Linked DNA regions of Homo sapiens: regions 1, 3, 4, 5 and 6 are each linked to region 2. A link is a loop called in an ENCODE intact Hi-C map of the cell type or tissue named here. Cell type or tissue: B cell. All regions are shown on one strand. Region 1 holds the start of LOC124901085 (a long non-coding RNA gene). Region 2 has its middle 20 kb from the start of PSD2-AS1. Region 3 holds the start of LOC124901084 (a long non-coding RNA gene). Region 4 overlaps UBE2D2 (ubiquitin conjugating enzyme E2 D2). Region 5 has its middle 40 kb from the start of CXXC5-AS1. Region 6 has its middle 14 kb from the start of CXXC5.

What was found. A loop is a pair of places that touch in the nucleus more often than their neighbours do. Peaks named below come from ENCODE experiments on the same cell type or tissue, not always from the same donor. Only the 100,000 strongest peaks of a DNase experiment are listed, where the experiment ranks them.
Region 1: a loop joins it to region 2, with 6 times the contacts of the local background. A loop is called at or near these places in 37 of 110 quality-filtered maps.
Region 3: a loop joins it to region 2, with 8 times the contacts of the local background. A loop is called at or near these places in 3 of 110 quality-filtered maps.
Region 4: it touches region 2 in a loop (13-fold over the local background); 11 of 110 quality-filtered maps call a loop at or near these places.
Region 5: it touches region 2 in a loop (10-fold over the local background); 56 of 110 quality-filtered maps call a loop at or near these places.
Region 6: a loop joins it to region 2, with 25 times the contacts of the local background. A loop is called at or near these places in 110 of 110 quality-filtered maps.

Annotation. Positions count from the first base shown.
Region 1 is chr5:139,708,872-139,713,871 of GRCh38, forward strand. LOC124901085 (a long non-coding RNA gene) reads left to right here and starts at 1,031. Exons shown (of 2, transcript XR_007058963.1): 1 at 1,031-1,103. RefSeq lists enhancers at 369-1,359, 1,604-1,653 and silencers at 844-1,213, 1,934-2,033, 2,524-2,603. In B cell, no CTCF peak of the experiment used is centred here; DNase peaks (open chromatin) are centred at 90, 1,900, 2,590, 3,110 and 1 weaker place; H3K4me3 peaks cover 2,945 bases; H3K27ac peaks cover 1,639 bases; H3K27me3 peaks cover 504 bases.
Region 2 is chr5:139,763,299-139,768,298 of GRCh38, forward strand. It overlaps a transcript of PSD2 not described here. Among named protein-coding and RNA genes, the nearest start is that of PSD2-AS1, 20 kb to the left of the region's middle. RefSeq lists enhancers at 1-335, 336-999. In B cell, CTCF peaks have their summits at 2,370 (motif pointing right) and 2,573 (motif pointing left); DNase peaks (open chromatin) are centred at 1,133 and 2,403; H3K4me3 peaks cover 548 bases; H3K27me3 peaks cover 1,427 bases.
Region 3 is chr5:139,668,621-139,673,620 of GRCh38, forward strand. All of the region lies in intron 1 of CXXC5 (CXXC finger protein 5), which reads left to right. It overlaps LOC124901084 (a long non-coding RNA gene), which reads right to left and starts at 155. Exons shown (of 2, transcript XR_007058962.1): 1 at 68-155. RefSeq lists enhancers at 1,694-1,843, 1,854-1,933. In B cell, CTCF peaks have their summits at 2,199 (motif pointing right) and 2,401; DNase peaks (open chromatin) are centred at 111, 1,971 and 3,151; H3K4me3 peaks cover 3,413 bases; H3K27ac peaks cover 5,000 bases.
Region 4 is chr5:139,573,023-139,578,022 of GRCh38, forward strand. All of the region lies in intron 1 of UBE2D2 (ubiquitin conjugating enzyme E2 D2), which reads left to right. Among named protein-coding and RNA genes, the nearest start is that of UBE2D2, 14 kb to the left of the region's middle. RefSeq lists enhancers at 2,726-2,855, 4,530-4,579. In B cell, CTCF peaks have their summits at 2,220 (motif pointing right) and 2,419; a DNase peak (open chromatin) is centred at 2,209; H3K27ac peaks cover 3,504 bases.
Region 5 is chr5:139,687,325-139,692,324 of GRCh38, forward strand. No RefSeq gene overlaps it. Among named protein-coding and RNA genes, the nearest start is that of CXXC5-AS1, 40 kb to the left of the region's middle. RefSeq lists a silencer at 2,549-2,658. In B cell, a CTCF peak has its summit at 2,907; DNase peaks (open chromatin) are centred at 1,217, 1,623, 1,917 and 2,897; H3K4me3 peaks cover 433 bases; H3K27ac peaks cover 2,411 bases.
Region 6 is chr5:139,631,470-139,636,469 of GRCh38, forward strand. No RefSeq gene overlaps it. Among named protein-coding and RNA genes, the nearest start is that of CXXC5, 14 kb to the right of the region's middle. RefSeq lists an enhancer at 1,855-2,149, a cis regulatory region at 4,184-5,000 and a silencer at 4,829-5,000. In B cell, CTCF peaks have their summits at 2,019 (motif pointing right), 2,219, 4,364 and 4,566; DNase peaks (open chromatin) are centred at 2,012, 3,391, 4,492, 4,912 and 2 weaker places; H3K4me3 peaks cover 915 bases; H3K27ac peaks cover 3,978 bases.

The DNA of each region.
Region 1 (5,000 bases), 54 kb before region 2:
GGCTGGGGACAAGACTGTGCTCTCGTGTTCCCATGGTCTAAATAGTGCCTAGCACGTAGTAGGCACTCAGTAAACATCTGAACAATATGTAGTTGGTGTGACCTGGATCAAGAAGTCCCAGCCTCAGCTTCCTTTTTCTGTTGGGCTCTGCCTTCTCTCAGCCTCCCAGGGAGGCTCTGGATGAGATCAGAGATGGCAAAACGCTCCCTCCGGGAGAGGGAGGGCACGGCGCCCGCCCGGGGATGAGGTCAGTGCAGCAGGCACCTCTCCTCAGTGCAGGAGGCAAGCAGAACCGCAAAGATCATCTTGGCCAGACCCATGACCCTGGAATCCCAGACGGGCAGGGCAGGGTAGGGCGCGCGACCTCTTCCCCTGGTGGGAAGGTCCTCCCGGCGGGGCCTCCTCTTCCCCTCCCCGGGGAGGCAGGTGGAGCTGCGTCCTCATCTTTGTTCCCATCTGGAGCGCGTTTGGCGCGGCGTGGCGGGGGCGGGGCTGCGCCCCCGCGGTGCCCGGAGAGACTGGCCCGCCCGCTTATCTGATCTGCGGCTAATTGAAACTCCCTGCTCGCGAAGGTCAGCTCGGTCCCCTGACAGCTGCCGAGCCGAGCCGGGCCGGATGGAAAACCCGGGCTGTGCAGGGCCCGGCGGGGCGCTGAGGGGAGGGGTTGTGGGGGGCTGCCTCTGCGGCAAAGTAGACAAAGGCGGCCCCTCCCTCCCTGTGCGCGCTGCTGGGGGTCGCCAGAGGTAGCGGCCTTCGCCCTCACCCTGCAGGGTGTTCCAGCCGGGGTCACATGGCCTAAGGCTACAGAGGAGGGGGGCGCCCTTAATCCCTACGTGCCCGCCCACCCCGCTCCCACGCCGGGGCCCTGTCTGGGGTCTCTGGGAGAGTCACCCCCAACTTCCTGCCCCCACCCCGCCTCCACGCCCCGGCTCTGAGACTTCCTGCCTCCCCGGCTCCGGGCAGCTCTGGCTGTGGGAAGCTGGCGGGGCGGGGGCGGCCCGATCCCCTCCCTCTGTGCACTCGACGGGGCGCTGGGGGTCCGGGAGGAAGTGTGCACGCTGGGGGGCACGGCTCAGCCCAGAAGCCGCCATCCGGTGGGTCAGGTGCGGCCTCAGCCTAGGAGGGCGGGCGGGCAGGCCTGTTGCTAATGGTGCTGGGACGGGCGTGGGGGGGCGGGGGGATGGTAGCGGGGGAGCCTCTGGGAGCCCCGTTTCCAGGGTTCCGGGTGCGGACGTGGCGAGCTCTGGAGACTGCAACCCCGCCCGCCGCGCCCCAGGCTGGCCCAGTCCCTAAGCAGCCCGCACGCGCCTCCCACTAGCCGCCTGTGCGCCTAGGCTGAGGTGCTGGGGAGCTCCCGAGGCGGAACTCCTAGCCTCCGGGCTAAGCGCGCGCCCCTATTCAAAGTCTTTAGGGCCTTGGCTTTCACAGCCAAGAAGAAATAACTCCAACCACAGATTTTCAGAACCACGTGCCAAACACCATGATAGGCGTTGAACGTATTTTGTATCAATTAGGCCTCACAACAATTCCATTTTGCTGATGAGGAAGCTGAGGCGCAGAGAGGTGGTGACTTGGCCGAAGTCACACAGCTAGTAAGTTATCGAGGCGGGGCTGGGCTCTGACTCCAAAGCCAGCGTTGTTAGCCTCGGGTGGTCGCGTCTTAGCAAGAGCTCTGCAGTTGTGCGCCAATATAGGTCGATTACCCAGGGCATCCACGAATGCAGAGAGCCCCTTGGCGGCGTCTTGCCGCACGTGTTCTTGTCTTGGGGTTGGGCACGTGTTTCGTGGTGCAGTCCCGCGTGTTAGAGCCCGGGGACAGAGGTATAGCCTAGCGCACTGGTGCCCAGGTGCGCCATTCGCGGTTGGGACCTGGCAGAGTCATATGGCTGGGGCCTGAGCCGCGAGCAGGGCGGAGCGGGGGCGGAGAACTCGGAGCTGAGTCCACGCGGGCCGCGGCGCCTGGGAGGCCGCAATCCCGGCGCCTGCAGCCGGCGAGGCGCGGGGTGACGCGCGGGGGCCCAGCTACCGTGACCTCCTCCGCGGTTGCCATGGAGACCGTGCACTATAAATAAAAAAAAAAAAAAAAAAGGAGGAGGAATTTCAAACCCGTTTTCTACGGCGCTTGGCGGGAGGGGGGAGGAAAGCTCTCTTTGAATCGAGTTTCCCATTTCACCTTCCCAGGCGGCGGGAGCGCTTCCCCCGCAGCCCAGCCGGGAAATTGCCGCCCCTCACGCCGCGTGGCGCCCCCTGAGGAAGCTAATTAGCGCAGCCCAGGGAGCTGGAGACAGGGGGACAGAGCCCCGGGGGGCCAGGACCCGCCTCTTTTGTGTGGGGGGGAAGCGCCTACAAATTGCCCCCCATCTCTCCAGGCGCGCGCAGCCCAGCGCGGGCCGGGGCACCGGGCGCAGGCGGGAGGTCGCATCTGCAGCTTTGGCGCAATGAATCAGGCGCGGCCGCCGCCGCCGCCGCCGCCGCCGAGCGCGTCTGGCATCCGGAGTCTCCCGGGATCGAAAATAATTTGGGCAAAGCGGTGGGAGGTGTGTGCGCGCGCGCTCCGAGGGGAGGGCGGGGGAGCAGGCCGGGCGGGGTGCGCGGGGCGGGGGGAGGTGCCATCCGACAGCCCCGCTGTGGTGAGAACAGAGTTGACACTTCTTTCCTTTCCACTTACTGCGGCAAGTACTGCGAGGAAGCTTAACCCTCTCGCTACTTGGAGGGTTAGAGGCGCTGGGAGCGCCCTCATGAGGGCGCGCCGTAGGGGTGGGTTCCAGGTGTGCAGACTCCTTTGGGGTGGGCTATTGTAGCGGGCTGGAGTTAGCCTTCTAGCTCCTCAGACGAGCGCTCCTACCCGACATTCCTCAAGGCATCCTTCTGGGGCTTTCTTAATCCTTCCGTTTGCCTTCCCTGCATCTGGCTAGTGTCAGCGCTATGGCCTCAGTTTCCTCACCTATACAAGAGGGTGGGGGTTCTATAGCAGCTTCCCTGTCGGTCTGGTGACCCTGGTTTCGTGTCGCTCTCTCTGGCTTGATCCCTGGGCCTGGCAGGGGTGAGCCGGTTAGGGCAGCCGGGGGTGCAGGAGTCAGAACCTGACCCTCCTTGTCTCCCGCCAGCGCTCTGGGCGCCGTTCATCAAAATGGCCGGGTTCCTGTTTTTGCCTCTGAAGGCAGAAATGTCACTGCCGCTGCATTAAGCACGCTCGGCGGGAACTCGGTTTGGAGCGAGGAGCTGGCGCTCAGCCCTGCCAAGCTGCCTGCCGCAGGGGGGTGGGGATGGGCTGGCTGGCCAGCCGGCCTGGCTGGGGTCAGTCTTTGTCTACGAGGGGCTCCCACCTTCCTGTCGCTCTAGCCCGACATGGCCCACTCCCCTAAACCGTGCTGGTTGCTCCCACCCCACTCAAGTTTGGCGGGGGTCGGGGGAGGCGGGGGAGGGATTAAAGGGGAGGATCTGTGCCCCTCTGGCTCAGGGATAGCAGGGAGGTGATTGGGCAGAACTCATTTCGTTTTCCCCACCCCCATAATTGGCAACACCTCTGGAATTCATGGATCGTCTCCCCATTAATGTTGCCCATTTGATGAGGAAGGAATGGTAGCCAGGCCTCAGGGCATCCTCAGTCTTCTGACCTGAAGTTTCCCCAGAAGGGCTTGGGGGAGAGTGTGCATTTCACCTTTTCCTAGCTTCTTTCTGGCCAAGGGATCCCACCACCCCAGGAATTCTCAAATCCTGGTGCACAGCAGACCACTTGCCCTTGTGAGCACGCAGATGTGAGGAGGAGGGGGCAGGCCAGTGTGGAGAGTCTGATTTAGTGGGTCTGGAGTGGTCCTGTCATCTGCACACCTCACGAGACCCGAGGGAAGGCTGCCACCCTCACTGAGAGGCATATTGGGAGTCCCACAGAAATCGGAGGTGATGGAGTCTAGCAAGTCACTGAACAATGGGAGATTGAGAGAGGGATCACTCAGTAAGGTAGGAACTTGGTGGTTGAGAGTGTGGGTTCTGGACTCAGGAGGACCAAGCTTAAATCCTGGCTCTGCCACTAATTGACTGCATGCTGGAGGGCAGATGACCCAAACTGAGCCTTGGTTTCCTCAATTGTAAAATGGGGGTAACACTGATGGTCCCTAACCCCACCAAAACAATGTGTGGCTTCTATGGGACAGTGCATGGAAAGTGCTGAGTGTAGGTCCAGGTACTTAGTAACTGCATGATATATGTGAGCCTCTGTCGTCATTGTCATCACTATTAAAACTATTGGAACTCAGATTTGTAGTTCAGACTTTAGTTTTGGGGTAGAGGAGAGTCTGGCCCAGATGTCTCTGGTTCTCCAAGTCTTGTCCTTTAGGGGTCTACCAGGTCCTGGGCAGGGAAGAGTGAGAGTGGGGTAGGGGTCAGTCCCCTGGGTGTGGTCTCATCTGTGGGACTCCACTCCCTACCCCAAGCCCCAGTGCCTTAGGTCTCTTTCACCCTTGGGTGTCCCCTCACAGCTGCCACTTGGAGCTACAGATGCCCACTGGGCACTGGCCTGGCTAGTACTTGAGGGCTTGCCTCTCCTAGACCCATATCCAGCCTTACTTCTCTATGAAGCATCAGGTTCTGTGATGGTGGTACAAGTGCCCGGGTAAATTAGGCCCCTGAACCCTGGGTGGTGGGGGACAGGGAGTGTGATGTTGAGCATGTGGGGTGCAGGAATAGGACACCCAAATTGGAGCAGCCTTTGGAATGTGGAATCCCACTTCCCTCTTTGGAAAGATAGGTTGAGGGGAGCTGAGTGAGGACATAGTACTAATGTGTGCCTGGAATCTAGGGCTGATGTCTGTTTCATTCAGGATATTTGGGACTGCTGGTTTCAGAATACAGGAAGGACTAACTGAAAACCAAGACTATGCACTGGGGAGGATCCTGGGGCAGATGCCTTGGCATGGGAGCATTCTTTTTTCTTTTTCTTTTTCTTTTTCTTTTTTTTTTTTTTTTGAGACAGAGTCTCACTCTGTCACCCAGGCTGGAGT
Region 2 (5,000 bases):
CCAGTTGTTCTTCACGTCACTCTGAAGCATGTTTTCATTCACTGCGCTCACTGTCTTTAAGCCCTGGCTCCCCCTGGGGTGCCCACCTTGTCAGGCATCTAGCTCTGGGGTCATTCCCTGGGTTCCCAATCAGGCAGAAGGATCTTTGCCGGGGAAGGCAAGAAGGCCGTGTCCTACTTCCACTCTGGACTCAAGCCGAGTGGGCCCACTTGTCCCTTGCTGGGATGATGACCATGGCCTGTGCTCTAGTCTCCTAGCTCCAGCTTCACCTGCCCTGGGCCAGCCCCTCACCCCCAGGGTTGCCAGAGCAATAGTCAGGCATGCCCTCCCTTGCTCACACCTTCCCTGCTCCTCTCGGAATGGAGGCCAGTCCCCTCGGCCTGGCACAGCGAGCCTCCAGGATTGGCCTCCAAGCAGCTTCCTAACCACATCTTCTGCCTTTGCTCTCACACCCAGCCTGCCAGTCTACATTCTCCAGGTCTTTGCACCAGCTGTTCTTTCAGCCTAGTGTTCCTGCCTCTTGCTATGCCTGGTCGACTTGCGTTTTCTCCCAAGACCCGAGCTTGAGTCTGAAATTCTCTCTGCTGCCTCCCCAGCTGAGTTGGGTCCTCCCTCATCTGTGCTTCGGAAATTCTCCAGCAAAGGTAGTCTGGGGAAGTCACCAAGATCCAATTGGGAAGTCCAGCTCTGCCTCACCCTGACTACATGGCCTCTGGTGAATAGATGAGCTCTCCTGTGCCTCAGTTTCCCCATCTGTGAAAAGGAGTTCTCACAGTGCTTCCCAAGGGTTTTACAGTTTAGGCAAGATCCTGCATGAGGAGGGCTGAGCACACAGTCAGCGGGTGGCTGTTGTTGGGGTCACAGTATTGATCACACTGTTTCTGTGTCTGCCTCCCCTGCGGGCTGCGAGATGGGGAGGGAGGGGGGCAGTGCAGCGTCCCCGTGTGACTTGTCGCCGCCACAACCGCAGTGGCCAGCTCGCGCCTGGCACTGAGACCGTAAGCAAATGTTTGCTGAATTAATGAGTGGGGGCTGCAGGGAGGGCTTGGGCTGCAGTTCCGCCTGGGCTGCTGCAGCTGGGGCGCGTACGTACATCCGTGTGCCCCTGGGAGTGTGAGTGAGGGGCGCCTGTGGGTGGGGGAGCCATATCCGTGTCCCGGGGGTCTGGCGGCGCCGTGGGCAGCCTGGCGCGCCCGCTCCCTGGGGTCCCCGCCGAGCGCCTGCCTGGCTGCGGGACCCCGTTGCCAGGAGCAGTCAGGATGCGGCAGCGTCTCCATGGCAACGCGGCATCTCGAGCCGCGCGCCGCCCTCCCCCGGCGCCCCGCAGTGGGCAGGAGGCCGAGCCTGGCAGCCCCTCCCGGCCCAGCAGCCAGCAAGCTGGGCCAGGAGGCCGAAACCTGATGGGAGGGGCTGAGCAGGGGGCTCCTTATTTTCTAGGGATAAGGGGCTGACCTGCCTTTACTTCCCACCTCATCTGGGGGAGGTAGATAATAGAGCCTGTCCTCTGTCTATGAGCAGCACCCTCCACACCCGCCAGGAAAGCAGGAATAGGTTCTGGTCAGGGCAGGATACCCTCACTGGCGAAGGGACATTTCTGATCTAAGTCCTGGCTGTGAAAGTGGCGCTGTTGTGAGGGGCACTGAGGCACAGCCAGGGAAGTGCCATACTGTTCCAGGGCTTCAGTGTGACCCCAGTGACTTCCATGACCCACCCGATGTCCACCCATGTCCCCACTTCTCATAGATAATGCCCAGTACCTGCCACGAACCCTTCCAACGCCCCCTCACCCTCTCAGTTGTGCCATATCCCCAGACCCACTCAGTACTTCCCACTGCGGGTTCCGTGACCCTCCCACCCCTGGTTCCCACTCAGTGCCCCTTCTGCTCGCTATCTTCACACTGCCTTCCAGTTCTTCCCAGCACACAATGTCTCCAGTTGTTATTCAGTACCCCCAGTGCCTACGCAGTGGTACTTCCAACATGCACTCAGGGCCCCCGTTACCACCAGGAAACCACCCAGCGCCCTCTTTCCAGTTTAGGCTTGGTACCACTTAAATAGCCCCCAGGGACCACCCACTGCCCCCAGTACCTGCCCGGTGGCCCCCAGTGCCCTCCTATTAATCGGCCCAGTACCCTGCACATCCACTGTAGTTCCCCACCTCTTCGTACTTCTGTTCACCTAGTGCTAACCACTACAATCTCGTTCTGCCCAGTATATTCCCACCATGCAGCCCCTTGCCACATTATTTCCAGATAAATCCCCATTCGCCCCCTTGCCCACCTCCCACCCTCCAAGCCCAAGCTCCGCCGGGCCGCAGTGCTCGCAGCGGCCAGGAGGGGGAGAGAGCGAGTAGTCAGCAGGAGACCGAAGCGCGGGGCGCGGCTGGGGAGAGGGTCGAGGGGCAGCATCCAAGGCCGTCTTCTTACAAGGGCTGAATCCGAGCCCAGGGTGCGGCTGCGTTCCGGGGGGGTTCCTCCCGGAGTGACCGCACCCCTGCCCCGCATCTTCTGCAAACCCCTCCGGGTCCGCCGCCACCGCCGCCGTCGTGGCTTTGGCTCTGAGAAGGGGCGCGCGCCCTCTGGTGGCTGCTGAGCAGTACAGCTTCCTAGGCCGATGAGAGGACGCCGCTCTGGCCCGGGGTGGTGCGTTCGTTCCCTCTCTCTTTCCCTGTCCTCCTTTTTTGGGCCTGTCCTCAAGCTGGCGGCGATGGGGTGACGGCAAGCCAGGCCCCTCTGTGGTGGCTGGGTAGAGAGCCTGGGGTCTGGATGAAGGGAGAACATTGGGTAGGGAGGTGTGGAACCAGGGCCTGGGGAGAGGGACCGCGGAGCAGAATGGTGGTGGGGGTGGATCGCTGAGTCCACAGATGAAGGACTAACAGATGGATCTGAACTCAGGAAGTCTACAATCTGAGCTGTGATTCGATGTGCTGTTTGTAGAAGGGGGCGATACAGGATTGGTGGCAGTAGGGTGAGGCCTCCCTTCCAGGCCTGGCAGTTCTATCTGGCCCTAAGCCTTTCATGGGATACTTGTTGATGGACCTACCCTTCGATGACTCTGTTTCTGCCTCTGCCCGTCTACCAGCGCCTAGCCTTCTTTTCACCTGCCTGGGCCTGTTTCTCAGTCTTCAGCAGTCCTGGAATGGTGGGGGGCACCCTCTCCCTGTCCCACAATATGGGGTTTTCTCTCCTCTGTGTATGGGGGAAATGGATGGAGCTAGAGCAGAAGGGACCCAGGTTAGACTCTTGCAGTCTGTCCTGAGTTTAGGTGACCTTGGCCTGTAGGACCCTCCATGGTTAGATCTGTGATTTTGTGCCCATTCCAGCAGCCCCACCTCGATGGATTAATAAGTTCCCTTAGACTTAAAGGTCCTTAGAGATGCCTCCTCCATCCTCGCCATTGCCTGGCTGGGGAAACTGAGACACCCAGCAGGTTAAGAATTGCTCTAGGGCGAATAGAGGGGTAGGCATCAGGATAGTAAGGTGATAAAGAGCACTGACTGGCCTGGGTTTGAGTCTGGGCAAGTCCCTTCCTTCTTTCTTTCTTTCTTTCTTTCTTTCTTTCTTTCTTTCTTTCTTTCTTTCTTTCTTTCCTTCTTTCCCTCTTTCCCTCCCTTCCTTCCTTCCTTCCTTCCCTTCTTTCTTTCTTTCTTTCTTTCTTTCTTTCTTTCTTTCTTTCTTTCTTTCTTTCTTTCTTTCTTTCCTTCTTTCTTTCTTTCTCAGAGTCTCGCTCTGTCACCCAGGCTGGAGTGCAGTGGCACAATCTCGGCTCACTGCAAGCTCTGCCTCCCAGGTTCACACCATTCTACTGCCTCAGCCTCCCGAGTAGCTGGGACTACAGGCACCCGCCACCTTGCCCAGCTAATTTTTTTTGTATTTTTAGTAGAGACAGATTTCACCGTGTTAGCCAGGATGGTCTCGATCTCCTGACCTCGTGATCCGCCTGCCTCGGCCTCCCAAAGTGCTGGGATTACAGGCGTGAGCCACCGCACCCAGCCACCATCTTTCTTTCTTTCTTCCTTTTATTTTTATTTTTTAAAGACAGAATCCCACTCTATTGCCCAGGCTGGAGTGCAATGTCACGATCTCAGATCACTGCAACCTCCACCTCCCGGATTCAAGGGATTCTTATGCCTCAGTCTCCCAAGTAGCTGGGATTACAGGCATGCACCACCATGCCCAGCTAATTTTTGTATTTTTAGTAGAGACGGGGTTTCCCCATGTTGGCCAGGCTGGTCTCGAACTCCTGATCTCAAGTGATCTGCCCACCTCGGCCTCCCAGAGTGCTGGGATTACAGATGTGAGACACGGCATCTGGCCCCTCCTGTCTTTGTAAGCATCAGTTTTCTTATTTATAAAATGAGGATCAAAACTCTACCTACTTCCCAGGAGAGCTGTAAAGATTCAGTCAGATGAGGATGATATTGGAGAGAATAATAACAATGATTGGAGCTGTTAATAATGTTAACTGAGCACTCACTTTGTGCCAGGTGCTGTGCAAAGTGATTCAGCACATGCAATCCAAGAGGTTATATACCAGCTTGACAGAGGTAAGGCTCTTGCTCAGAGGCTCTCAGTGATGACCAGCTCACAGGCAGAGTGACAAAGCCCCTACCAGGTCTAGTGCCTGACCCCAGGGCACCAGGATGAGTTCCAGAGTCCTCTGCCTCAGCTAGGGCTGGAGGCAGAGAGAGGGACAAGAAGACCTTGAGCTGTCCCCTGTGCAGTGCTCCCCTGTCCCCTGGGCCTGGCTCAGATATCTGGCCCCCCGCCAGGGAGGGCAAAGGGGCTGGTTGATGGAGGTAGCACGTGTCCCAGCCTGGGCAGCTGAACCTGGGGGCCTTGCCCCGGAACCTGGAACCTTTCCTGCAAAGGGAATATCCTACAGCAGGAAGGAAGGAAGTGGGGAGGGGGAGGAAGAGGAGGGAGAAAGGATAGGACAGGCCCCAGCTGGGAGAGAGTTCTCTCCCAGACAGGCCAAGAAAAGAGGACCTCTGGACTCCA
Region 3 (5,000 bases), 95 kb before region 2:
GACGCCCTATCCCTGAACCCCATCGTGGCGTGCAGGTCTGAGTAGGCTCTGGGCCATGCCGGGGTACCTGGCTTGGAGGCTCTCTTCAGTCTCGGGAGAGATATGCTTATCCCAGGCGGAGCGGAGAAGGCTGGGGGATGACTGATAGGGGGAGTCGGGAGGGGATGTTGAGCCCTGAGGTGTTGCACTGAGCACGGATCCAGTTCCTCTTGGCTTTGCCACAAACACAGTGACCTTATGTAGAGTCCTTAGCCTCGGTTTCCCCGTTTGTAAACCATCAGCACCAGCCCATTTTCTCCTGAATTTGGGATTTAGGGAGCTGGGCTTTGTATACCCCTCCCAGTCTCCTCTCTTGGGGGGTTGCTGAGGGGGTGGAGGTAATGTCTGGACCTAGCAGGGCCTGCCTTACTGCCATGAGCCCTGGATGCCAGTGGCCAGCCTGCTCGCTGTGCTGAGGGCCAGGCAGGCCCTGGGCACTGAGGCACGTTGTTTGCTGAAACCAAATTTCTGTGCTTGTGTTTTTCCATAATTATATTAGCAGGTGGGATTTTTCCTCGGGGAAGCAGTGGGAGGGGGAGCGCCATGGCAGTGTCCCCGCCCGCTCTAAGCGTGAGCTCACACTCAGCTCTGCCCGCCTGCCGTAATGATTTTTTAATTATGCAGCCAGTGCTCGGAATTGCTAATCCCCCTCCAGCCCTGCATCCCCTCCTGCAACTCACACCCCAGCCCCTGGCTGATGTCCCTAGAGTGGCGGTGCCCAGCCCCGTGCCCATCACTGAGTGCTTGGGACAACCGCCATAGCGGGAGAGAGGGTAGGTCAGGAAGGGCCGGAGGGGCGCCCCTCCGCCATCTGCAAGTGACAAGACTTGTGGCTCTCTTTGTCTCCCACCCTACCCCTAGACCCAGCATGGCTCACACCTGCCAGGACAGCTATGGCTTTAAATGAGTTTGGGGAGTGATCGGTGCCCACACCAAGTGATGTGGCCACACTCATTTCATGGACATTAGCCTGTCTTCCCAGCCTTGTGTGACCCCAAGGACACAGGCACACAAGTACAATTTTTGTCACACCCATACTCACGCTTTACTTCCCTTCTACACACACACTCAGCCCCACAGCCAAGCTACACACACACACACAATGGCAGGCTCTGCGTGCTTCTCACACATGTAGCCTTACCTGAGGGCGGGGGCACCCTCAGGAGACCCCACTGCTGCCTCCTGTGCCCTGCAGTGGCCCTGCTCCCACTCCCTTGCCTCCAGACCCCCCAACCCCATCCCCATCCACCCTACTGGGAGGTGCTCCGAGGTCTTCTGGCTCCCGCCTCATGGGGTGGCTGCCTGTGGCTGGGGCCAGCCTGAGCCTCCATCGACCCTGGCCTGGGGGAGGTGCTGGGGGGGTTCTGCAGCACTGTGGCGGCGGCTCCTCTCCAGGCGCCCAGCTGTGGCATCTGTCAAGGTCAGATAGCGACTCCGGAACCAGCCGGCTCGGCCCCATGGCCCCTCTCGCCTCATTATTTTTGTGTTCCGGGGCTGCGGCGACACCTCCCTCCCTCCTCCTCAGCCTCCCGCCTCTCGCCTGCCTCCCCCACGCCTCTGCAGGGAGGGCCTGCGGTCTGGGGGCTTTTGTTTTCCAGTTTTTTCCACGCTCAGGCCAGGCAGGCGGGTAGACACTGGCCAGAGCTGTTGGACCTTGAACAGCAGACAAGACAGGTGTCCCCCTTAGAGCTGGGACAGATTCTCAGCTAGTGGAACCCTGGGTTGGTTTCTCAGAGGCACAAACTGAACCTGGATGGAACCAGCCCCCACCACAGCCCAGGTGCACCTGTGGGCAGCTTCCTGTTTCCATAGGGGCCCTAGCAGCTGGCACCAGTTCCTGTCTACACCATCCCCGTCCCAGTAGGGCCCCAGACTCATACAGCCCAGAGCTCCTGACACAACTCACAGTGCATGCGGACATACACACACTGGCATTCATGCGGCAAAGATGTGTTGACACGTACAGACCAGAAGACTCCACAAACATCCTCTCACCACGTAAACCACCCTATTCGCACACACGTGCACTTGGACATCCATGTACATTCACAGACTTGGGTCGCACACACATGCCTCCACTTTACCCTCAGGGAGGTCACAGAGTCAAAGATCTCCCCCAGCACTGCTACATGATCCCCATATATGCTTTAATGCTGTGGTCTGTAGAGGGCGACATCTTGAGACTACACACTCAACCGGGCACATTCACAGTCCACTGGACACACACACAGTTGTGCAGCACACCTCCCAGGTAGACACGCGAAAACACACTGTATGCATTGCTCTCGTCACCATACACACTCCAGCCCCCTGAGCCCGCTCCCAGGTGCCCAGCATCCTTGGGTAGTTATGCCACCCGAGGGGCTTTTGTCCCCCGAAATACTGGGAAGTGAGCTTGAGGCCTCAGCTTGCTGAGCCCTGTGTCCAGGGAGCCTCGGAGAGTGGGAAATGGTTTGACAAGGACTGCCCGGCCCCTGCCCAACCTCACTGTGTACACCACTTTAGGCCCAAGAGCGCCAGGATGGCGTGGGATGGGGCGGGGGGTTCCAGGTGTGTCATGATGGGCTTGGTGGCTGCTGGCAGAGGCAGACTCTGGGGGGTGACCTCAGCTCTGTCTCTGGGTCCCTCCTCCCACCTCCAGCCCCTGATTTGGGTGTGTAAATGTTGGAGGAATGGGGTGTGGGCAGACTCCAGGCCCCCAGGGTCTCTAGAGTGGCCCTGGCCATCCCCTCTCTTCCTCCTCCAGCTGTGGACTGCTGTGACTGCCCCCGGGAGAGGAGCTAGATGGAGGCTTAGCAGTGGCTGGGCCCCCACCCCCCAGGAAACTCAAAACCCTGGGCCAGCCGCGGGTGGCGGGTTGGGGCAGGCACAAAGAGGGCCTCTGTGCGGCCGGCTGGGCTGCCCACAGGATTCTGGGGGAGGAGGCCGGAGCCGGTTTCCGTCCCGTTCTGCTTCCTGCGGAGGCTGCGGAATGCCCGGAGCTCTGGCCCAGCCTGCCCCGTCTGGCCCACCCGCAGCCCCTTCCCCATCTTTTCCAGGGCCTTGGGGTACAGCTGCAGACTTCTCTGCAACAGGGCCCTGAGAGCCACCCTCCAGGACCCAAGGGAAACCTAGGGGATTTCCCCAAGCCGAGAGCTGAACTGGACCTCACCCTTTAGCTGAAGTCTTCCTTCCCTCCATGTGCTGTGGAACCCTCAGCCAGGGTTGGAGCACCAGGCCCTGGAGTCACACAGACCTGGGTTTAAATCCTGGCTCTGCCACTTACTGACCTTGTGACCTTAGGCAGGTGGCTTTATGTCCCTGAGCCTCAGTTGCCTCATCTGTAAAATGAGGATAATAATAATTGTAGTAGAATCCGGTGAGAAAATGCATGTGAAATGCTTAGCACAGTGCCTGGTGGACAGTGAGTGTGCATTATTAGGACCTGCTGTTTATTTTTTTTTATTTATTTGTTTGTTTGTTTATTTATTGTTTTGAGATGGAGTTTTGCTCTTGTTGCCCAGGCTGGAGTGCAATGGCGTGATCTTGGCTCACTGCAACCTCTGCCTCCCAGGTTCAGGCAATTCTCCTGCCTCAGCCTCCCGAGTAGCTGGGATTACAGGCATGCACCACCACGCTCGGCTAATTTTTGTATTATTAGTAAAGACAGGGTTTCTCCATGTTGGTCAGGCTGTTCTCGAACTCCCGACCTCAGGTGATCCACCTGCCTCGGCTTCCCAAAGTGCTGGGATTACAGGCGTGAGCCTGTACAGGCCAGGGCCTGCTGTTTATTTTAATGTCCTCTGGGGAACTTAAGAGTGGAAGGGACTGGATGCTCCTTGCCACGATAGGTCTCACCTCTTCTACGGTTCAGTCTCAGCCCTGCGTCCTGCTCAAAACCCTTCTCTCAAATCAGTTTCCTATCTGCAGATCATATCAGTGACTGATCTCGGCCTCTGGGGCCTTCCTCCTGAGGTCTGGAGGGTGGAGGGGATCGCTGTCTGGAATCCTTTTTTTCCCCTCTGTATCTCTACCTCCTTCCCCATGATATGCCCTGGGATCGTGACTTCTGCAGTAGTTTGGGGTGAGAAGCAAGAGCCATTCCTTTCCATTTTACAAATGGGAAACTGAGGCTTAGTGGCGGAAAGAGCTTGGTCAAAGTCACCAGTCAGGGAGGGACAGGGTGGAGCCACAAACCTAGGCCTCAGGCCTCCAGTTCCCTAGCCAGTCCTAGGCACATATGCCTCCCCCAACCCCAGACACACAAACACACCCCACACAGGAGCCCCAGAAGGACAGTGCGCCATCTCTGATTTCTTGACTCGTGCATCCCTGGACTAGCCTTCCCTGGCTTGTCCCATGGTGAGGCCCATCAGTAGGGAGGTCCTGAGGGGGTACGTGGGCCTGATTTCTGATTGGTGTCAGCTCAGAGATCACCACATTGGGAAATGTTTACTACAAGATTCAGGGGATCCCAGATAGACAAGGCGTCATTACACCTGCTTAAGCAAATTGCCTGCTCTAAATGGGGCAATAATAGGACTTCCTTCAGAGATTGGGTATGAGGATAACATGAGATAAAGCATGGACAGTGTGGCACATAGGAAGAGCCCCATACTTGTTAGCTATGGTCCCAGGTGACAGATGGGAAAACTGTCTCAGAGGCCAGTTTTTTCCCAAGGTCAAAAAATGGGGAAGGGTCTTCCTGAACCTTTGACTCTTCCAGGAAAGGAACCTGGCCTGAGGGAGGTGCCTATTGAGGAAAGGGCCTGTCTTTATCAGAGGCATCCCAGGCATCTCAGTCCCTAGAGCCCCAGGTCAGAGCTTACTCCCTGCCCGGGGCCTCAGTGTTGCTGTGCATGAATGGGCTGATCCCCTCCTCCAGCTGTTTTGGGGAGCACCGTAAAACAGAACAGAGCCTGGCTGGGTGCGGTGGCTCACGCCTGTAACCCCAGCACTTTGGGAGGCTGAGGTGGGTGGAT
Region 4 (5,000 bases), 190 kb before region 2:
TGGGCGCGGTGGCTCATGCCTGTAATCCCAGCTCTTTGGGAGGCCGAGACGGGCAGATCATGAGGTCAGGAGATCGAGACCATCCTGGCTAACATGGTGAAACCCCATCTCCACTAAAAATACAAAAAAATTAGCCAGACGTGGTGGTGGGCACCTGTAGTCCCAGCTACTCAGGAGGCTGAGGCAGGACAATGGCGTGAACCTGGGAGGCGGAACTTGCAGTGAGCCGAGATCGCACCACTGTACTCCAGCCTGGACGACAGAGCGAAACTCCATCTCAAAAAAAAAAAGAAAAAAAAAAAAGTACTATCAAGATGAAACATCTGTCATTCTTATTTTGCTATCAGTTTTAAGAATAGTATTTTTCTTACATAATAAAAGTCATCCTCATCAGGTACTCCTTTAAATGTCTTACTGTATATTGTTTTCATTGCAGTATAATATGAAAATTTGTTTCCAACAGATACATTGTAGCAAAAGAAAGAATACAGACTGCATATTTTGCAGTTAGGCTGCTGCTGACATTATTAATTATCCCATCATGGATAGGTCACCCTAATTTTTCTGAAAAATGCCTGTTCTTTGCTTGTGTTTATTTTGAAATAATACGACTACTTGGGCTTAGGAATCAAAGGACTCTGCTTTCCATTTAAAATGTCTTTCTCGGCCGGGCGCAGTGGCTCAAGCTTGTAATCCCAGCACTTTGGGAGGCTGAGGCGGGCGAATCACGAGGTCAAGAGATCGAGACCATCCTGGCTAACACGGGGAAACCCCATCTCCACTAAAAATACAAAAAAAATTAGCCAGGTGTGGTGGCGGGTGCCTGTAATCCCAGCTACTTGAGAGGCTGAGGCAGGAGAATGGCTTGAACTCGGGAAGCGGAGCTTGCAGTGAGCTGAGATCACGCCACTGCGCTCCAGCCTGGGCGACAGAGCGAGACTGTCTCTAAATAAATAAATAAATAAATAATAAAAAATGTCTCTCTCCTAGATATAAGTCAATTGGGAATGAGTACACTTGAAATATTTAATATATAATAAGCTTCGATTAAATAACTTCTCTCTTTTTTTTTTTTGAGACGAAGTTTCGTTCTTGTTGCCCAGGCTGGAGTGCTATGGCGTGGTGGTGGGGGCCTGTAATCCCAGCCACTCAGGAGGCTGAGTCAGGAGAATTGCTTGAACCTGGGAGGCGGAGGTTGCAGTGAGCTGAGATTGCACACTGCACTCCAGCCTGGGCAACGAGAGTGAAACTCTGTCTCAAAAAAAAAAAAAAAAGTAAAATTTAGAAGAAAAATATTACTGTCTTTATTACTATAATACATATTAGTAATTAGTATCTCCTGGGGAATGCTGCTGTAGTTGTAACGCTTGTAGTTGGTCCTTCCTAGAATCATGTTCTCCGGTCTTTGTTCAGTGCCTTTGCTTATACAGAGAATCTCTTCTCACCCCATCCCCTACCTCCTAAATTCTTTATTCATACTTGGGGACCCAGCAGAAATGGCTTCTCTAGGAAGCATGCATGAGGCATACAGGCAGTCAGAGTTCAACTGTAGAATCGTTTCTTAGTGTGTAGACATGATTGATTATTCCCCTATTTAGACTGAACTCTCCTGGGCAAAGTTCTTGTCTTATTCTTCGTATTCCTAGTACCTAAAGCATGGTATTCTGTGTTTGCCAACAACATTCAGTGAATGCCAATATCAGGTGGGGTGGCAAAAAAAAAAAAAAAAAAGAAAAGAAAAGGTGGAATTTTGGAGCATTTGTGGCCTTAGGCAAGTCACTTTGCGAATTTTCCTGAGCCTCAGCTTCCTTGTCTGTAGAATGGGAATTGTACCCTGCAAGCCTGTGGGGAAGATTAGATAGAAGAGGGTTTAGCATTTTGGACTACATAAAAGATAATTTTGTTGTTATTTTTTACAAATGTGCTTGGCAGTTTTATTCACAGTACCCGATACTTAGAAACAACTCAGATATCCATCATTAGCTGAATATGTAAACAAAATGTAGAAAATCCATATACTGGATGGAGCATTACCCACCAATAAAAAGGAACAAATAGTGAAACAACCCTGCCACTTAGCAGTTTATTAGTTGGCTCCAAGTTCACCCTCCCGTACTTGCTCTGCTTTGACTAAATAACTTCTGAAGTATGTATTTCAGCTGGTGAAGAGCTGGACTCTTTCACCTTTGCAGTGAACAACATGTTGGGCTTTGTCAATAGAGGGCACTAGAGGGACATTACAGAGGAAAGGGGCTTCTTAGATTTGGTGGACTTTTCTTTTTTTAAGTTTTTAAATATTATCATGGTGTCTTAACATGCCAATAATGTTGACCTACGGAATTGGTATAATCTCAAAATCTTAGGTGTCAGTGTTAAATATATGTTTCACTTTTACTTCATCGTCACCCCAAGCAAAAAAAGAAAAACCTGAATGTGAAAAGAATGAAGTCTTATAATATTTCTAAACTAAAAAAGGGATTGAATCCCAGTATTCTTCAGCAAACTTCAAAATACTGTCACCTTAATATGTTTTTAATACATGTGATATTTTTGTAGGTCTAGAATTGTGAAATCAATTCTCTTAAACATCTTATTATAGAAGTGTCTGCTGCTATCCTTTGAGCACTAACCCCACCACCTGTAATGCATCATGCCAATATAAGTGATAGAATTGCTTTGCTAAATTCTTAAGGGCTTATGTCAGGGAAAAACTTTGAAATTAGCTGGGTACAGTGGCTCATGCCTATAATCTCAGTGCTTTGGGAGGCCAAGGTGGGAGAATCACTTGGCTGGGAGACCAGCCTGAGCAATTCAGCAAGACCCCTTCTCTACAAAAACTGCAAAACTTAGCCAGGTTTGGTGGCACACGCCTGTAGTCATAGCTACTGGGAAGACTGAGGTGGAAGAGGAGGATCTCTTGAGGCCCAGAGTTCAAGGCGGCAGTGAGCTATAATCTGCACTGCACTCCAGCCTAGGTGACAGAGCGAGATCCTGACTCAAAACAAGACAAGCCTTGAAATCAAAGTTGATTTTTACAAAAGCCTCAATGGTAGGAGTTTTAGATTTCTTAAAATAATAGCACACTAATGGAGTGCGTGATTTTCTTTAGATTAAATGTTTACATATTTATACCATCTGTATTAGTTTCCTAGGGTTGCCATAATAAATTACCACAAACCGGGTGGCTTAAAGTAACAGAACTATATTCTCTCACAGTTCTGGAGGCCAGCAGTCTAAAGTCAGTCTGTCTTCAGGTCCATACTCTGGATGTTCTAGGGGAGAATCCTTCCTTGCCTCTTCCAACTTTGGTGGATGTCAGCATTCCTTGGCTCCTTTGGTTTGTGGCTACATCACTCCAGCATCTGCCTCCATCTTTGTATCACCTTCTCTGTGTGTGTCTTCTCTTTTGTGTCTTATATGGCCACTTGTCATTAAACTTGCCCATCCACGTAACCCAAAGATGATTTTTTTTTTTGAGACGGACTACAGACACGTGCCACCACGCCCGGCAAATTTTTTGTTTTTTAGTAGAGATGGGGTTTCACGTTGTTAGCCAGGATGGTCTCAATCTCCTGACCTCGTGATCTGCCCGCCTCAGCCTTCCAAAGTGCTGGGATTACAGGTATGAGCCACTGCGCCCAGCCAGTAAATTCTTTTTATTACTGTAGTAGATGATACTTGATTAAATGCCATCTCGGGTGCTTTCATTGTCAACAAAGGTGCTCCCATCTCTAAGCTTACATAAAATGTAATTTTAAAAAGACATTTCTTTAGATGTACCTGTTCACATTTTTGTTAATAGTCTCTCATGTCTAGTTTTGGAGGCTGGAATGTTCAAGGGAGCCACAAAAATCTCTGTCAGTTGGTGTTTTGAATAATTGTTCTGAAATATACTCCCAGGCTTGAAACTTGGATCTGGCCTTTTTTTTTTTTTTTTAACTTGAATTTTTTTTTTTTTTTTTGCTCTTATGTTATTCATATGAATTTTGCAAATAGAGAGCCAGTCTTGTAGCATAGTAAAATTTAACAGTTTATGTGACTATTGATCTACCCATCTTATAGAGATTGTCTGTCTGTAGGAAGACGGTGGTAACCGTGGTCAGACTCATCATTTTGAACACTCTAGGTTAGTGTTGGAGAATTTGTAAAACAGAAACTTAACCACCTGTGCTTTGAAAGAGTAAAGTCCATGAAAAGTATTACTTTTAAGTTTCAAGGATTTACAGTTTTAGGTTAACAGTTTTTACATATTGTATTTCAAAACATCAGAGTACTGAAACTTACCTGTATGCTTCTTACTAAAAATAGTTCATGCAGGTTCTTTTGGGTGATCATAGTTTTACAGAGTATAGTAGAAAACAGGATGCCAGTTAGCATCTCTCTTTTTTTTTTTTTTTTTTTTTTTTTGAGATGGGAGTTTCACTCTTGTTGCCCAGGCTGGAGTGCAATGGGGTGATCTCGGCTCACTGCAATCTCCGCCTCCCGGGTTCAAGCAATTCTCCTCTCACATCCTCTCGAGTAGCTAGGATTACAGGTGCATGCCACCACGTCTGGCTAATTATTGTATTTTTAGTAAAGATGGGGTTTCATTATATTGGTCAGGCTGGTCTCGAACTCCTGACCTCAGGTGATCTACCTGCCTTGGCCTCCCAAAGTGCTGGGATTACAGGCATGAGCCACTGCACTGGCTCCTGGCCAGCCAGTTGGCATCTCTTTAAGGTCTCCACTATCCACCTATATTAAGTAGCACAGAAACACACCAAGTTAATGATACTAGCATTCATCTCCCCCCACCACCACATTTTCTCAAGCTTCGTACTGCGGTACATGTGTGATTAGTGTTACAGAAGAGGGTGTCAGTAACCCAGCAAATAAGTTCTTTAGGTTTCTGGTTTGCTATGTAGTTACTAAGGAGGGATTCAGCTGGTGGAGGAGATCCTTGCGCAAATGCCAGGAAGGAAGCCCTTTTCCTCGCATTTCAGTGTTTCCTTTGAAGCCTA
Region 5 (5,000 bases), 76 kb before region 2:
AGAAGGAAGAAGGATAGGTCCTGTGGCTGTACTGGGTGATTGTGGGCCAGGAGCTGGGCTGTCTATACGAGTACTTCCCCTTGGCCCAAGGCTGGTTGGAGGCCCAGGGTTGGTTTCAGTTTGTCCAGTAAGTTTACTTCTTTGGCCCCCAAAAGTCATCAGGACAGAAATTATTACCCATTTTATTGGTAAGAAACTGAAGCCTAGAGAGGGTATGTGACTTCCCCTATAGCAAGAGCAAGATGGTAGCAGGGACCTGATTAGAACCCAGGCTCCTGGCTACCTTGAGAGAAAAATCAGGTACCTCCAAAAGAATGGAAAGGGGGCCTGGGAGTCTGGACACATGGGTCCCTGCTTATTTCTTGGTCACCATGTGTCAAAGCCGTGTGTGTGTGTATGTGTGTGTCCTTGCTAGATGACCTTGGCCAGGTGCCCTTACCTCTCTGTGTTCCAAGAAAGAAGGACAACATAGCCAGGGGTTGTGGGGTGGTGAGCTTGACAGGGTGCTTTGCAGAGCCAAAGGTCACCTCACAGTTAGTAGTGCCAAGACCCACGCCATCTCCAACAGGCACAGATTCTGGCTCGGGGCCCCAGCCACCATTCCCAGGCTCAGCCCAGCTTTGTACTGCCACAAAAAAGGAGGCAGCGATGGCTACATGGCTCGGCTGTAGTCAAGGCCACTTGGGTCTGACTTGATTGCAGCACAGGCTCCCACCGCCTCCCAGGTGCCAGAGATGGATGGATGGAGGTCACTGCACAGCCTGGCCCCAAGCCCCCCCCCCGCCCACCCGCAGCCCTGGGCTGACCAGCCACTGCTGAAGACAGTCAGCCAGGGTTAGGGGAGGGACAGGCAGCCACCAGCATGGTAATAACCCAGACCTTGGCCCTAACATCCTGCAGGCATGGCACAGAGAGGCCCAGCTGTCCCCTAGGGTCACACAGCCCTGCAGGGAGTCCTGTCCCCAGAGGCCCACATCTCCCTTGAGGGCTGTTCCTGCCATGCAGGAGTAGAGAATGGCTGGAGAGGGTGGTGGAGGTGCAGGAGGGTCCCCTGAGGCTGCCGGCCAGGCTGCCAGTGCAGACACTTTCATCTCTTTCTGCCTGTCGACCTGCCATCTCTCAGTGGCATTAAATTCCCCTCCTGCCGGAGAACAAGGGCTGCCTCAGATTCCAAGCAGCAGGGTGTGAAGATAGGGCGGGCCCAGAGGAGGTGAGCCGGGTCCTCCAGGGCTCCAGGCCTGGGTGCAAAGCGGCTGGACTCTCGGGGCACAGCTGAGGGGTCCAGGTGGCCGCCTACCGCAGCCTCCCAGTGCTTCGTCAGATGCTGCTTCGTTTCCTGTTGCCATCTCCCACCTGTATGATGCCTTCCTCCCGCCTTCGGAGCTTTCTTGTCCCTTGCAAGCTGGGTCAAGTGTCCCTTGCCCCCCGCCCCCCACCCCCAGCCCATCACAACACTGGTCATTCTTGGTGACATCACCTGGCCTCAGGGCTATGGTCTGCAGCTCAGTAAGGGCAGCGCTGGCACCCAACACATGGAAGGGGTAGGAAACATCTGTGGGCTGAGGAAACACATTCTCTCCTCTTTCTGGACATTATTTTTCTCTCACGCATTTCCAGCCTAACTGGGGAGCTGTCCACAGGTAAGGGAAACTTACTACAAAGAGCCTCCTTTCTCCAGTCCCTGGAGCCTCCATACCCCTTGGCTAGAGACCTTAAACAAGATCCTTCTGCTTCAAGGCATAGAGCCTGTGGCCTGTGCACCAGGGACTGGGCCATTCCATTGCACTGACACACTCACAGCAACCTATGAGGGGGGCTTTAGGCGGTTCTCTCCATTTGACAGATAAGAAAGTTAAGGCTCAGAGAGGTAGCGAGACATACAAGGTCACACAACCAGGTTCGTCTGCTTTCGGAAGCTAGCCCTTAAGCACCTGGCCATGCTGCAGGCTTTGGCTGGAAGGACCCCCTCCCCCATCCCACAAGCTGCCTGTGATCGTGCCCAGATGTGGGATTAGGGTTGAGTATTACTTACTTCCTTAAACTTGTCTGCACTTCTTTTTGTTTTTTGTTTTTTTTTTTTTACCTTTGCTATTCAAATTGGAATACCGAATTTATTAATACATTTATTTAAGTTATTTAACCAAATGTTCTCAAGCCCAGAAAGGTCTGGAAACAAAGGGCACAGTATGGAGCGAGGATAGGGGATTAGGGGGTAACCTAGGATCACCGCCCCCTCCCCTGCAATGACAGGGCGTGGGTATTTCGGGGGCCCGAAGTGGGTACAGCCTGAATCCACAAAGGCTCCTGCCCACCGCTCCCCCTGGTGTCTTCCCACCAGGCTCCCAGCCCCTCTTCCAGCTTTGAGGCCTGCCCGGGAGGGGCACCCCCTGTGGCTGTTTTGGCTCTGCAGCAGTGGGTCCACAGGCAGCTGCTGGGAGTCTTGGGGAGCGGCTGCAAGGGTGAGGGCGAGCAGTGGCCGCTGCCGTTGATAAGGCGACGGAAGCCTCAGGAGCGAGGACGCAGTGAAGCCATGGAAACACGGCTGAGGTGTGAGGCTGGCTCAGCCGCTTCCCCCAGGTGGCCACCTCCCAGGCCTGGCGGGGCCCCGCGAGACAGGTCCTGCCACTGGCTGCCTCGCTCCCTGCCCTCCTGGGGGCCAGGTCTGGGCTGCTGACTGGGCTAGCTTGGTGTCACCCAGCCATCTCCCCAGGGCCAGGCTGGGGTCAACCCTGGGTCTGAGTAGGGAGGGCTGAGGACAGTGGCAGGGGCCTTCTGAGTTCTCAGGCCCCAAAGCCCCCTTAGCCTGGTCAATCCCTCCCCTTCTACCACCTACTCCTTTCCTATAAATATGTGTGCATTATTTACCTTAAGCATTTTGATAAATCATAATAGCAGAGACATCTGCTGTCAAAACTGCAAACTGCATTTGGGGCTCAGCTGGTGAACGATGAGGGCTAGAGGCCAGGGATATAAGGGCTCTGATGGCCTGGGGGAAAAAATAGGGATGACCCCACCCCTCATCCAGGGCTGGGCCTTGAAGGGGACCCAGGCCCCATCCTTTGGGACCCCTCCTCACCAGCCACTTAATCACAAAACCCTCCCAAGGAAGCTATCCACCACGCCCCAACTGTGTTCCCTCCTTCCTGCCTCCCTCTGCCTCAGAATTAATGCAGCAGTGACAGCGGCTGAGAAGTCCCCCAGAGCGGAGATTAACTCCCAGGGCAGCGCGGGCGGGGTTGGCCATGGGAGGCTTGGGGGTGGGGGGTCTGACGCACAGGCCTGGCAAGATTAATCACCCTGCAGCCGGCCTCATCACGAGGGCGCCCAGAGCTCCGGGCCCCCACCTCGAGGAGGGGTGCTGGGTCGAATGTCAGGAGTCTGCTCTGCCTCCCGCAGCCCTCATGGCCCCCAGTCCAACTCGTGGGAGGATTCTGGGAGCTGAGTTTCCTTCTCTTCCATTTTGCTGGCCCTCAGGGACCCTAAGGACCGAGCAGCAATCCCGTGGTCTCATTCCCTCCCCCAGTTTCTGGCCTGGCTCAGCAGCCCTGCAATGGGGGAGGCTCTGACCCTTGCCTCCCTGCCTACTTCTTGCTGTCCCCACTGGCCCCGCTCCCATGGCTCCCCGAGACTGCCAGTTCCCTAACATAGAGCTAGAGGTGGGGGCCACTGAAAGAGGTCCCTGGACCTGCTGTATTTATTTGGGGGACTCAAAGAGATGTGTGATGGATCCGATGGCTCTGGACCTGCTATCCAGCCAGCCCTCTTGAACTGTCCTGGGGGGCTTGTGGAGATGGTGGAGAGAGATACAGAGTGAGTGGGCAGATACAGATGAGGCTACTGGGTGATAAAGCACTGGGGTCAGTACCTGGGAACTGGCCTTTGTCAGCCAGTCACTCACTTAGAAAGTCTTTGAGGGGTTGCAGCAAGTGGAATTGAGCTTAGACATGAGAATAAGGTTCCCCAGGCAGGTGGGACCTAAGAGAGGCTGAGCTGTTTTGCACAGAAGACTTCTAAGGTCAGAGTTGGCCTTGACTCTGTAAGTGAGAGCTGGAGTACCCTCTTCTACGCACCCACTGCCCTAAGTGCTCCCATCACAATCCTGCTGGGGTCACACTGGGTGAACTCACCTGTTCACTTGCTGATCTTCTGAACTAGAAGGAGCACTCCTGGAGGGAGGGGCTTGTCTGCCTGGCAAATGCCAAATGCTCAATAATGTTGAATCAATGGATGAATTGGAGGAGGACATGGGTTGGCCTGTTGTATATGAGGGGCTGGGGAAAGAACTGTTAGGTCTGAGCTTGGGGAGCCCAGCTGCAGGGCCACAGGCTGGCGAGTGCCAAGAGGAGGCCCCAAGAAGTTCCAAGAGAAAAGGGGTTCTGGAGCCAGGCACCAAGTGGACATTCACAGGCTATGTGACCTACAAAGGCTTTCCTTTCTGGGCCTTAGTTTACTCATCAGCAAGTAACATTGCTTTTCAGATATCCTATGAAGGTGGAATGAGAAATCCTGTGTGAGGTCCCTGTGAGCTCTCTAGCCTTGTACCCCTTGGTAGGCAAGAGATTTGAATGCATGGGAAGAGCCAAGAAGGCTTCTTGGAGGAGGTGAGTGAAGCTGAGCCTCGAAGTACCATGCTGCCTATCTAGGAGGCTTGGAGACTGGTACTTCTGGGGCAGTGAGGAGACCACACTGGAGAGAGCCCAGGGAACGATGGGCCAATCTCAAGATCCAAGGCAAATGGGTATATTTTGTCTTGGGGACAGTGGGAGCCAATGATGGTTCTGGAACCTTTGGCCTTTAGGCTTTGGAGGGGCTAACATGTATCTGGAGTGAAGCCTTTAGTCAATCTGGGTATGTGGGGCAACTTCCCAACCCCACTCTGGGGCCCTGAGACTGAGGTAGGAAGTCAGCTGGAGGCTGATTCCTGACATATCTCCTTCCAGAGGAACCAAAACATATCCCATGTTAAAAAGTGGAGGGCTGGGCCGGGCACGGTGGCTCAT
Region 6 (5,000 bases), 130 kb before region 2:
GGGCTTAGAAATAGGGAAATGAGACGGGATCACATTGTCAGGGTTACTATTCATGAAGCAATTCCTTCATTGCTGGCATATTTTACCTTAGTCAATGTAAGGAGAAAAGCTCAATGGTTAGGACTAAGTAAGCCTTTAAGGCCTTTGTCCTCTGGCTGAATGTATAATACAATCACCAACCAGCTTTGCTCTTTCTATGTCTACTCCTGGTCTGGGTAAGGCAAAGGCAGACATTTTTGTGATGAGCAGTCACTTTTCATTAAATTAAACTATTTGTGGATCTTTATCTGATCAGAGACACAGCGTAATCTGCCTCTTAGCAGATGTAAAACTATATGAATACCTTAGTGCCAAGACAGCAGCTTAATAGTTTTCCTTGATTGAGTGGTGGTTTGTGTGTTTGTTCTTAACGTCCTGTGTAAGTTGTTATTGGTAGAATGGTTTTTTCCAGAGCTGAGGAGCCTGATTGCCCAACATTGTACTCTGAAAGCAAATGGTTGATCCCATTTGGAAAAGCCAAGAAGAGGCCATTGAGTGTCCAGCCCAGGCCTCCTGTGACTGCTGTACAGGAAAGAGCAGCAGCAGCCTTGGTGAATGTACCATGTTCCTTTCCCAACTTCTAAGGATGCGAGGAGTGACAACTGCCATTTTCCCAGGCACACCTCTCCCTGCCCTGAGCCACTTGTTCTCAATTCTGTTTAAACTTCCTTTTTGGTACTTAAAAATCTTAAATCTTAAAAAGATGTCACCCTTCCCTAAACTTTAGAGCCTCTGGAAAATGTGAGTGGGGAGGGTTTGGTTTTTTGAGTTAAAACCTAGTCTTCAAATTGCCAGCTTTCCTTGGGTTTAAAGTTCTCCATAGAAAATGAGATTGCTTTAGAAGCTCCAAAGCTCCTGGGCCCTCTGACTTGGAGGTTTCTAGAAACAACCCACAAATACAATCTGACATTTGGGACGCAGAGCCAGCACCATCTTGGGTAAGAGAAGTGTTCCATGTTTGAGGTAGTTGGCAAATGCTAAGCTACCTATGTGGTGACAGTTGTCTGGAGCTTTTCCCATCTGATTAAGGGGCAATACTGATTTGGTCGTTGTGGGCAGTTTCTCCTCCTAGCCAGCATCACTGCCATCTTGGAAGGTGTGGCTACCTGTCATGTGTTGCACAGAGAGTCGAGGGGAGCTGGCCTCGTTTGAGAGGGCACCTGAGACTTTCAGTCACCTGCTGCAGAGTGACAGAAGGAACAAGGGAAACCAAGGCTTTCCCAAACTTGCCAGAGAAGGTGAGCTTTTTGGAAGGATGGTTCCAAGTGACCTCAGCTTAGTCCTCCTTTGGAGGAAACAAGGCAAGTTGGGGAGGCTCTGGTGCATAACAAGTTATAGGGCAGGTACTGTTTCCTGGATTCAACCTCCAAGCTTCATAAAAAGGCAGTTCCAGCCAGGCGTGGTGGCTCACGCCTGTAATCCCAGCACTTTGGGAGGCCGAGGTAGGTGGATCACCTGAGGTCAGGAGTTCAAGACCAGCCTGAGCAACATGGAGAAACCCCGTCTCTACTAAAAATACAAAATTAGCCAGGCGTGGTGGTGCATGCCTGTAATCCCAGATACTTGGGAGGCTGAGGCAGGAAAATCTCTTGAACCGGGGATGTGGAGGTTGCAGTGAACCGAGATCCGAGATCGCGCCATTGCATCCAGCCTGGGCAACAAGAGAGAAACTCTGACTCAAAAAAAAAAAAAAAGGGCGGGGGGCACTTCCTTTTGAAGTTTCAGATGTATATTGGAGGGAGCAGAATTCCTTTGTGATTTCTTCCTTAATACATTGTGTCCCTGAGGTGGTCCCTGTTCTTCCTGTCTCCTGTCAGCCCCCTGGCTCAGAGGACGGCTGAATGGAGTTGCATTTCAGTGCCCACAGATGGAGGTGATGACTGAAGTGTGTTTGCTTATGTGGGGAGTGAGATGATGGCTTTGGTGTCTGAGTGGATGCTAGTGCCTTGAGTGGCCAGCAGAGGGCAGTGGTGACCCATAGCTGTGACAACCGTGAGGCGTGTGGTCAGTGAATCTGCATGGGCACAACCTGAGAGGGGCTTTTGTTGGAGTGGGGAGATTCTTTCGGACTTAAGCTTTGTGCGTGGTATATCCAGAATCAGATGGGCCAGTGCCAAGTTCAGTCAGGTTCTCAGCCTTACAGTGAAGGAAAAGGTTAGTGACTTGTATTTCAGCCCAAAGCCTACTGGAAGTGTCAAGCTGCCAGCTCCCCTCTGCCCTCCCCGTTGCTATGGCAGCCATGTCTCTGTGTGTGAATAGGTGAACCAGGCTCCAGGTTAGGACCTCTGCCCACCTAGCTCCAGGTTACATGCAGGAAAAGATCTGTCTATTGCTGCATGTGAACAAGGAGATCCCATATTTCTAGCAGGTCACAGAGGCAGCAGTCCATTATCACTTGCCTGCCCACCTACCCTGGGCAACCAGCACATGGCTCCTTAGACCTTGAAGATGGAGGCCTGGGGACAGAAGGAGCAGAGTTGGGGGCTAGTGATAGGGCCTGGGAAATGTTCTTGTCTGTTTCAAGTTTATCTTGTATTTTGGGGCCCTGGTCTCCTCAGTCTTCCAGCCCAACAGGTGTGAGCGTCCAGGGCCACCACCCGGAAGCCAGCTGCCTCTTCATGGGGAAATCTTTGAAATTCAAGGCTTGGCCATCTGGATATGCAAATGTTCCAGATTTGCTGAGCCCACCAAGTGGCTGAGCCCCCCATGCCTGGGGCCTGTCAGCCACATTCTCCATGGCTCCCTCCTTCTAACAGGGACAGGGGCAGGCAGGGAATCTAAATTCCCAGGTCAAGGAGTTTATTTGGGAGCCCCAGGCAGGGCTGTGAGAATTAGCTACCACTGCCCCTAGATGGGGAAAGCTGCCTGGGTGCTGTTGGTACCTAGAACCTAAGCTTTTGCCTACTGATAGACTCTAAGGAGAACGGTGTATTGAGAGCTCCACGAGTCCTGCTGTAGTGCCTAATCATGTGAGGGATTTTGCTGGATCCAAAGGAATCTCAACTAAGAAAGTTTCTGGAATAAGGAGGGAAGCCTTGGGTCTAGCCTCGCTAGAGGGTGGGAGCTACCTGCAGGGAAAGCTGCTGACTTCCTATTATGTCAAACCCAGGCAAATAACTGGAGCTTAGGCAGTTGGCCCCCAGAATTGCTTATTCTCCCCCAGGCCTCCCTCTGGGGCTGGTTTTCTGGCTGTAGCAGGAGGTATGTGTTCTCTGAGTGGGAAAGGAGTGGGGTCAGGGTCAGGGCGGAAACCCGGGAATTTAGATTCCCTGCCTGTCCCTGTCCCTGTTAGAAGGAGGGAGCCATGGAGAATGTGGCTGACAGGCCCCAGGCATGGGAGAGCTTAGGCCAGCCTGTATGTGTGTGTGCAGAAGGGGACTGCACATGTGTTCAGGAGCTTGAGAGTGAGAATTGTGAGCATGTACACTCCTTAGTGTTTATGCATCAGGGTGTGATGCATAAACACGAAGGCTCTGTAGCCTTTGAAGAACAGGATCAGATCTGGGTTTGAATCACAAGACCATGGGTTTTCAGTTGGGCAATAAACTTATCTGTCTTTTGCTTTGATTTTCTCATCTAGAAAACGGGCACTTGGTCACCAGCCTGACCCATAGGCAATGCTTGGTGGAAAATGACCTTATCAAATTAAAGGGTTGTGACCGTGGGTGCTTATGGTTCAGGGAGGTAGGCCTGGACAGTGAGACATCTTTCTTGGATTCCTGTACATGCTAGAGGTTTGCCCTCCTTTGAGCTGGGCTAGCTCCTGGGACATCCAGGGACCTGGGGAAGACTGGCTGGGCCCTTTTGCAGCCTATGGCTCACATGCCCACTTGTTAAGGCCTGCAAGAGTGTGCCCACAAACAGGGTGAGCAGGCAGAATAATGGCCATGGCTAGCCAGACTGTGTGTCCTTGCCCAGTGTCTGTCTGTCCTTCCCCTTACCTTGGGGGACAAAAGGGAATCCAGTTGTCCTGCCTGGTGAATAAAAGCCTGGGGTTGGGGGAGGATTTGCCTCCAGCCACGGAGGAGGGGTATGCTGTGGAAGGAGGCCAGATCTCCCCCAGCTGTTTCCCAGCTCTGTTTGAAGGGGAAGGGAGAGGGATAAATGACTGGGTGATTGTGGCACCTACAGCCAGCATCTTTCCTCTCCACATTCTAGGTCACAGGCCCACACCTCTCTCCCTAGTCAAAGAGAGCCTCTGTGAGGGGGTTGAAGGGTGTCTTGGATCTGTGGGCAGGACTTGGGATCTGGGCACAGAGAGGTTGGGGAATTAACAAAGGTCACACAGCCAGGCAAAACTAGGGAATGTGGGGAGTCATTCTAGACAGGACCTTTAGGGGGAGCTCCCTGGCTACAAGAGATTTCCTGGAAGCCCTTGGGTGGGCCCAGGCCTGAACTGAGGAAGTGAGGGCTACAGCCCAGCTGGCCTTGCACTGGAACCACAGGAGTGGCCTTTAAGGGTGTGCTGAAGGACTGATGAATCTTGGCCCTGTTCCCACACACATGCACCACTGGGAATGGGAGTGGGGAGATTGCTGAGCTCTGGGGCCAGCCCTGTTTCCTGCTTTGGATTTGGAATGGGGAGAGCCTTTCTGGGGACTGAAACTGGTGCTTCAGCTTCTCTAGGGGGAAATGGAGAAATGGAAAGGGGGACTGACAAGGGATAGTCCTTAAGGAGTTTATTTGGGAGGCTCTGGGTCCCTTTGTAACTAGGTGGGTGACCTTTAGGAGGGAAGTGCTTTGTGTTCTACAGCTTTCTGAGAGTGGCAGGAAATGGGGCCAGTAGCAGTGCACACTAGTTGGGTTGCACCTGGTGAGAGATTAGGGGTGGTTTCCCCACCAAGGTCTCTGAGCCAGAGCTTTCAGCTGCATGAGCACAGCCTGCTCCCCCTGTGGAGGGGATTCTGGGGTGGGTGTGGTTGTATACTGGGGGAAGTGAGAATGTGGCCTCTCTGTGGGTG